Regions from separate parts of the Mus musculus genome. Here region 2 is linked to region 1. The links are chromatin contacts, found by Hi-C or POLR2A ChIA-PET in ENCODE. All regions are on one chromosome and are shown on one strand. Each heading gives the region's core, a stretch centred on a gene start or an enhancer-like site at or near the end of the contact. The rest is flanking DNA. Distances are from core to core; before and after follow the strand shown.

What was found. Hi-C counts contacts between places; a loop is a spot of excess contacts on that map. ChIA-PET counts read pairs that join two places held with the same protein, here RNA polymerase II (POLR2A).
Region 2: POLR2A ChIA-PET joins it to region 1 with 12 read pairs in embryonic stem cell. The contact joins the promoter of Kncn here to the promoter of Rps6 in region 1. A Hi-C loop is called at or near these places in 1 of 37 maps with a recorded cell type or tissue (T-helper 17 cell). POLR2A ChIA-PET finds 5 or more read pairs at or near these places in 1 of 5 experiments (embryonic stem cell).

Annotation. Positions count from the first base shown.
Region 1 is chr4:86,855,648-86,859,775 of GRCm38, reverse strand. It overlaps Rps6 (ribosomal protein S6), which reads left to right and starts at 2,409. Exons shown (of 5, transcript NM_009096.3): 1 at 2,409-2,455; 2 at 2,917-3,048; 3 at 3,420-3,630; 4 at 3,763-3,909. The coding sequence starts at 2,450.
Region 2 is chr4:115,882,659-115,886,786 of GRCm38, reverse strand. It overlaps Kncn (kinocilin), which reads right to left and starts at 2,387. Exons shown (of 4, transcript NM_001039124.4): 1 at 1,899-2,387; 2 at 838-906; 3 at 1-40. The coding sequence starts at 2,049.

The sequences.
Region 1 (4,128 bases), core at 1,160-3,659:
AACAAATATTCTACATTTACTTTGTTATCTATCTGCCAAAGATCTGGAGTCAGTGAAATTTGCAACAGAATGCTTGTTTTTCTGAATAGGTCATAGAATTTAGAAACCAAGGTCTGGGGGACAGGTGTGCCCCAAGTTCCAGATCCTATCTAACTCACAGAGATCTGCCTGCTTCGCCTCCCGAATGCTAAGATTAAAGGTGTGCACCACCTTGCTCATCTGTTTTAAGACAGGGTCTCCCCCATGTGACCCTGGCATTAATTTATAGGCAAATAATTGTGTGTGTGTGTGTTTGTGGTGATGAGCTCTTGCTAGGTTGTGGACGCTGCCCTGGAATTCACAACTCTCCCATCTCTCCTTGTGAGTGTTAGCATTACAAGGCCCATTCTAGGAATCTTACAAAATTATGGTAATCAAAACAGTATGGCCAGGCAGTGGTGGCACACGCCTTTAATCCCAGCACTTGAGAGGGAGAGGCAGGTGGATTTCTGAGTTCAAGGCCAGCCTAGTCTTCAGAGTGAGTTCCAGGACAGCCAGGATTAAACAGAGAAACCCTGTCTCAAAAAACAAAAACAAAACTAGTGTGACCTGGCACTGGACAGCCATAACAAACCAAAGGGTCAGGTCAAGTGTGTGGAGAGCGCTCCCATCACATGCACTGCCGGAACAACTACATACCTACATGGGAAAGGAGGAGGCGAGTCTACTGTTGGAGAGACATATGAGCATGACCACTGTGCAGATTTCAATGGCATGTGTTGTAGTTCCAGCCACTTGGAAGGCTGTAAAAGGACTGTTCAAGTACAGAGGCCAAGAGGCCAGCCTAGGCAACACAGTAAGACTTGGTTTAAAAAACAAAACTCCAAGTGGACCACTGACCTAATACAAGAACTAAAATAAACAGGGACCAGTCTTTAAGATCAGATTGCGGTGGCACAGGCCTATGATAATCTCAGCACTTGAGAGGTGAAAGCTCCAGGATCAGGAGTCATCCCCCAGCAACACCGTGGAGTTTGACATCAGCCTGGGCTGCAAGGTGAAAGCCTGCCTTCAGATACCTCAGTATCACATGCAAGCTCCTCCAACCCCTCTCTCACTTGTGTGCATGTTTGATTCAGGCTCTCACTGTGTATTTCTGCCTACCCTGGAATTTACTATATAGTCCAAGCTGGCAAGAACTTGTGACAGCCGTCCTGCCTGTTTCCATAGTGCCAGGGTTAGAAGCAGGCATCACCAATGGCAGGTCTAACAATCCAAAATTTAAAAATAGGTCACAGGGTCTGGAGAGACATCTCAGTGGTTAAGACTAGTAGCTGGGCTTCCAGAGGACCAGCATTCAATTCCCAGAACCTTCATGGCAGCTGACAACCATCTGTAACTCCAATTCAAAGGGATCAGACCCCTTCTGATGTCTGAGGGCAGAGGCAGGCAGCCATACTTCCAAGGATATTGTATAAAGCAACAAAAATGTTCAACAAGAAAATCAACACACAAAATGTGATCGCGCGCGCGCGCACGCGCGCGCACACACACACACACACACGCGCCTTTAAAAGGAAGAAAAATATAAACTTGAAGACTGCACTCAGTGAAGCCAGCCAGTTATAAAAAGACAACTTCCATTTGATTCCATCACATGATGGACTTACTCAAAATTTTAGAGACAGAAATTGGTGACAGTGGTGAGCAGATGGGTATGATGTACATAGAGACTTTCAGAACAGCCAGGGTTTTATACAAAGACAGTCTCAGAAAAACAAAAGACGAGTTTGAACAGAACTGTGTGTGACTGCAGTAAACAAGCATGGAAATGGTGTTAATTTGTGTTTTGAAAAAAGAGCTGACAACGACGGTGCCGCTCAGTGATGAGCCCCGAGGCTCAATTTCCAATCTGAGTTGTCACCCCCAGCCCAGCCACAAAAGGGACAATTTTGGCAGAAGAAGAGCGAAAGCAGAGAGGCTCAAGACTCTGAGGCATACGATAGATGTCTGTGCTGGGTAAACGTGACTGCTTAGCCTCTGCGGTCCGGCGACTACAGGAGCCACTCAATCGCTGGGATCAGGACAAGATCCCGGATTGGAAATCTTCTGTACGGATGAGGGACCTGACAGCCAGGGCGACAATTCCGGTCGTGCTTTCCCATTTTAGGTACTACTAGAAACCAGGGTCGCAAACGGAGATTCGGCTCCTCAGTAGACCAGTCTGGAAGCGGCTAACCCCGGTGATAAACGACAGACCCCGTCACCAGGAAGGTCCAGGAAGCTAAAATGACAGCTCGCTGCAAACCGGCCTCTCCATAGTCTAGTTAATCTACGCCCGGAAGTAACGCCCCTCTAAAGTCACTTCCGCCGGCTGTTCTCGCGAGAACTTAGAGCGCTATGTGCCCTGGGTTAAGCGGAAGTCGGGCCTCTTTTTCGTGACGCCTCCCAGGCGCTCGGCTGTGTCAAGATGAAGGTAGGCGTCCCCGGCCAGGGCCGAGTGAGGCCGCCCGAGCCCGAGCGTGCGGCACGGCCTCGGTCCCAGGCTCGCATAAGTCCCGCACTAAGTGGAGAAGGATCCGAGGCGGGAGGGAACTCGTTTTGGCGGCCCTGGGACGCTCTGGGAGAGCGGATGGCGGGCGATTGCAGCGCCGCCGCGGTGGACGTAGCGCCATAGCGGCGCCCGGCTCCGGGCCCGGCACGCGCGGTCCCGAAGCCCCGCTCGCGGCTGGCAGCCTTGCGGCTCTCGAGCCCTCGCCACTCTGCTAGCGGAGGTCTTGAGGGTCGCCCGGCGTCCTCAGCATCCCACAGAGCTCCTGTAAAATGTCCCGTGGATGCGGCGCTTTGCCGGGCGTGGGATCCGAGCCTCGGACGCCCTGCGTTGTCGGCCCGGCTTGGGTCCCTAAGGTTCTCTCTTGTCCCCCTTTAAAACTGTAGCTGAACATCTCCTTCCCCGCCACCGGCTGTCAGAAGCTCATCGAGGTGGATGACGAGCGCAAGCTCCGCACCTTCTATGAGAAGCGCATGGCCACGGAAGTAGCCGCTGATGCTCTTGGTGAAGAGTGGAAGGTAAGGTTGTTACCGGCATCCATGTCCCAGCTTGGCGAGCGCAAGGGCTGTTTTGGGTTAAGTTTCATTAATAGAACCAAGTTTGGGGAAATGGGCCGAAAGGACATGCTTCTTTCTTGCTTGCCGTACGGAATTCAGGGTCTTAAAAAAAGCCTTTCATGTTCATGCTAGTAAAACCGGGGTAGTCAGGGTAAGTCAAAAGGAGAGAGATGGCTAGTTTACCTTAGTTGGAAACGGAGACAAAACGTGAGTGGTTGAAATTGGTCTCAGTTATTCTCCCTAGTCGGGTGTTGAACCTAAGAGGTTAAGAACCTGCACTTAGTAGGTTGGAACTGAACTAGTAAAATGTTGTTATTTTATGTTCAACGCAGGGTTATGTGGTCCGGATCAGCGGTGGGAATGACAAGCAAGGTTTTCCCATGAAGCAAGGTGTTCTGACCCATGGCAGAGTGCGCCTGCTGTTGAGTAAGGGGCATTCCTGTTACAGGCCAAGGAGAACTGGAGAGAGGAAGCGCAAGTCTGTTCGTGGATGCATTGTGGACGCTAATCTCAGTGTTCTCAACTTGGTCATTGTAAAGAAAGGTGAGGCTTTTGTTGAAGCTTGCTTGCTTGTTTATTGAGAGAGATCTGCCTCCTAGGTAGTGGGCATTGGCCCAAGAAGTTGTTTCCCAAGTGATAAACATTTAATGTCTCTATTTTGATTGTTTCTTTAAGGAGAGAAGGATATTCCTGGACTGACAGACACTACTGTGCCTCGTCGGTTGGGACCTAAAAGGGCTAGTAGAATCCGCAAGCTTTTTAATCTCTCCAAAGAAGATGATGTCCGCCAGTATGTTGTCAGGAAGCCCTTAAACAAAGAAGGTAATGGATTTGGGGGGGGGGTGTATTGTGCTACTGCTGCAGCTTTGCTTGCCAGCCCGGAGTCTGGCTTACCAGACTTTATGTTCATGGCTTTGGGGTTAGGAATGGCCAGGATTCTGAGATTACGAAGGCATTCTCATTTTAATACATTTGAAAATCCTTTAAAGCACTTGATGTATATGTAGGGGCTAGAGGACAACTTGCAGGAGAGGATTTTGG
Region 2 (4,128 bases), core at 1,138-3,637, about 29 Mb before region 1:
CCATGGTCTGGTCCTGAGTTAGGATGGATTCTCAGGTTTCCTGCAGGATGAGAGCACCCCAAATTCCCATCTACTGGGTTATTCCCAAATCAAGCCTAGCTTGAGAAATGAAGTTCTTCCTGTTGTCTAATCTAATGTGTTGCCACGGGTGGGTGGCTGTCTCTGCTCTCCCGTGCTCCTCTAGGTCACATTATCGAGGCTGATTTGGGGAAGGGCAGAAGAAACAAATCCTTGAAAAAGTGGTAGTGATTTTTGTTTTGTTTTTGAGATAGGGTTTTTCTGTGTAGCCTTGGTGTTCTTGGCATCTACTATGTAAACCAGGCTGGCCTGGAACCTGCTCTGTAGACCAGGTTGGCCTTGAACTCAGAGATCTGCTTTTCTCTGCCTTCTTAGTGCTGAGACTAAAGGTGTGCGCTGCCACACCTGGCCAGAAGTGTTTTTTAAGGAGGGAAGTAGGTGTGTGTGAAGCTGCATAGGACTGAGGGTGTTGGGAGTTTGGGTGCAGGCTGTGGAAGTCAGGTGGGAACTATTAAGAGGTTGTGGGACCCAAGGCAGAAGAGGGTATTTATTGGGCTGGGGATGAGAGTGTCATCTGTAGAGCTTGGAGACTTTGGGAAGCAAAACGACTCTTAAGGGAGACTGATTCCTGAGGTTTAGCCATGTCTGCTCAGGCAGCTGCTGGATTCTGCTACTCTGTAGCCATGGTGACACTGGCATAGAACACACACACACACACATACACACACACATCCAGGAGCAGTCTCACATATGGGCATGCTCACTGACAGTCACTCACAGGTTTGTACACAAAGGGTTTGTGGGGGAGGAAATGCTCACCTATGGCAGGTAGGATGTGGTCCAGGTTGAACCGAGCCTTCAGGAAGGGGTAGGCGAAGATGAGGAGCCCTGAGGAGGGACACAGAGGATGCTGTGATGGGGAAGGCCTGATTGGTGTGAGATGTAGGAGGTAGGGGTGGGTGGTTTGTTTATGAAGGTGATGTAGGAGGCACAGAAACAAAGGATCAGGGACTGTGGGGGTGCAAATTGGAGGTGTGTGCGCGCGCGTGTGTGTGTGTGTGTGTGTGTATGTGTGTCTCCCCAGCACTCAGCTCTGGATGGGGATTCAGTACCTATCTGGGGAAGGAGCTACATGCTATGCAGGCCACAGGTTTGCAGGCTCTTGGCTCTAGGCTCTGCTCAGGTAAAGCAGATTGGTCACTTACCATCCTTGGCTAGAACTGGGCCAGGTAACACCAATCCCACTGCCCCCTCCCCTTCCATCTCCAGCTCTCTCTCTTCCAAGACCTCTAGTGTGGCCTTCTAGGCTCCACTGCTGCTCCTCTCCACTCAAACCTGATGGTCAGGAAGCCACAGGGAGGGGACCTGCCCTGCTGTCCTCCCAGATTGAATGCTCCTGGCATTCAGTGTTTAAAGATATGGAGCTTCAGGCTCTCCTGGGACAGGGACGTAGGGTGAGAGGTGGCATTCTACATCAATGGGCCTGACCAGGACAGACAGACAGACAGACAGACAGACAGACAGACAGACAGCTGCTTGCTGTTGACTCAATGGAGGAGAGTCTTGTCTGAGCTGTCTTGTTTTACAGGACTCTATCACCCCATTCCATCTAGGTTGATGAATCCTGCTACAAACGCAAGATCCCACCAGGTAAAGGTGTTGGACACCAACCCGTCTTCCCTTGCCCTCCCAGCACACTCACTCAACCAGCCCGCAGCCAGCTCTCCTTCCTGCACGCCGAGGCTGCACTGTTTATAACTTCTTAGGCTTTCATTCTCTCCAACCACTGACCAGCCAAGCCCTTCACCTCTTATTCACCTCACCAGACCCCTGCTTCCCAGAAAAATCCCCTCCCTCTGCCTCAGCTTGTGTTTGCTCACCAAGCCCAGCAGCACCAAGGAAGATACCACCCACAGCAGCAGCAGCCTTGGACACGGAGACACCGATGATGATGCTGCCGGCCACCAGGCCGAGGGCCACACAGGCCAGCTGCAGGCAGCGGAAGTCTCTGGTGCTGATGGGGATGTCCATGCAGGTCTACCCTGGGGCGCTGCTTCCAGGCCTCCTGGGAGTCTTGGACTTCTTGGATGGATGCTTCCTTGTTGGGACGCCACACCCAGGGTGGAAACTTTTGGGCTGTAAGTCTTTAGGCCGGTCTGGGCCTGGGATTTATCTGCAACCTTATCCCACAGTTTTCCAGGGGCCCGGAGGCCTAGCTTGACCTCAACACCCCAGTTTACTCTTCCTTTTGTGAAGGGCTCTGCGGCCAGAAACCACTTTGGGGGTTCCTGCCTGGCCACATTTCCACTTTGGCCAGGGTTCTAGTGACGTGGGTCTGCCTCATGGGGTCCTCCTCTGTCAGCTGTCACCTAGGATCTCAGGGAGCTGGGCCCAAGTTCTCTTGCTCAACTTTGCCAGCTCTGTCGACCCTGCTCAGTTGCCTTGGAGCCTGGGCCTATTAAAGTTTAAAGAAATGCAAGGCGGGGGTCAGGGGCAGGCCTAGGAAACAGGTTTCTCGGAGGTACAGGCAGCAAGCAGGTGATGAGTTATTCATGAGCCTGCAATATGAGCTTCTGTTTGCATCCCCAGGGTCCAGTGGGCAGGCAGCCTAGGTTCCACTGTTGGTTCCTGAGCAGGAAGGCTGGGCTTATGGCTTCGTATGAAGCTCAGAGGGTAAGGATGTGAGGAGACTCCCCAGTCACATGCTCAAGGCTGACCCTGCTGGTCTCTGCCCCTTGGCGTAGCGGTGCACCTGGGGCCCTGCTTGGAAACATGGAAGGAGGGGTAGTCCTCCAGGTCTACTCTTCCCGGTGCCTCCCATGCTTCTCCAACTGTTCTGTCAGCTGCTGGGCCTAGGTAAGGCTGAGAGCTCTTAACCTAAGCCTTGATCTTAAGACATCCCATTTATCTCAGGTAGGCATTGGTACCACCCCATTTAAGCTTCTAGTAGGAGGAAAGGCTAAACCCTGGCAATTCCTGGCTGGGAAGAGCCAGCTGGGTAGGGTAGGGCTGGACAGAGGGACTGGGCAAGAAGTGTCATGAAACTGGGACATGGTAGGGACCTTTTAGCTTGAGGACCTCTAGCCAGCCTGGCTGACATGGTCATCCTGTTTGGAGGACCAACCCAACTAAGCCTGAGCAGTAGTAGCACAAACAAGTCCAGTCCTGATTCCCATCCCTCTTTCCTAGAGCCTAGCTCCAACCCTCATCAATAATTGCATTCCCTGAATCTATATGGATCAGGGTATTCCCAGTCCTCCAGCACAGACCTGTTCCCTTCTCTAACCTGGGGACACTTCTCAAAGCCACATTACCCTGCACTGAATCCCCAGGCCTCCCTTCCATTGCTCATTTCTCACTACCAGGCCTTCGGTCTCCATCAGCCTCACAATCCCCTCTCTCCACTGCTTCTCCTTCCTCAAGCTCTTTTTTCCTTCTCCCTGCTGAGCATTTGCCTGGTGCTTGCTGTCTAGTAAACCTCTCCTTGTCCCTCAAGACCTACATGGACAGCCATTCCTGTGCAGCCTTCCTGACCATGCCTGGGCTGTTCTGCCATCCCGCCTGAAGGGCTCCCTCCTCTTCTTTGTTCTGCTTTCTTTGGAGACTGTGAACTCTGCTTTGGATCCTGGTCTGTTTCTCCCCTCTGGGTATCCATGCAGTGGGCTGGGCAGGAGTGAAGTTTACCTGGGGCTGGTGGGTTAGGCAGGATCTTGGTTGGGGTTAACGCCTTCTCCAGAGACAACTTTCAGTGGAACAACTCTTTACTGGGGGTGGGGATAAGGGCTATATAAACCTTAGGGAGTGGGCAGGGGGTTTGGGGATGAATGTACATCATTGGCTGGGGCTGAGGTGCTGGAGAATGCTTCATTTGCATGAAGAGGAATTCCAGGTGCTTCCTAGACAAGTCCCTATAAGGTGAGAGGAAGTTTAACCTGGAGCCTGGCCACCAGGCTTCATGACTACCTCAAGGGTGGCAGAGATGGGGGTTGCATGGAGGTCATGCAGGTCCAGAGCAGGGATGAAACAGTCCTGCACCCGCTGGTCTCAGGATGGAATTTTTCTGGGTTTGGACAAGTCTAGACCTCACAGCTCCTCCTCTTTCCACAACCC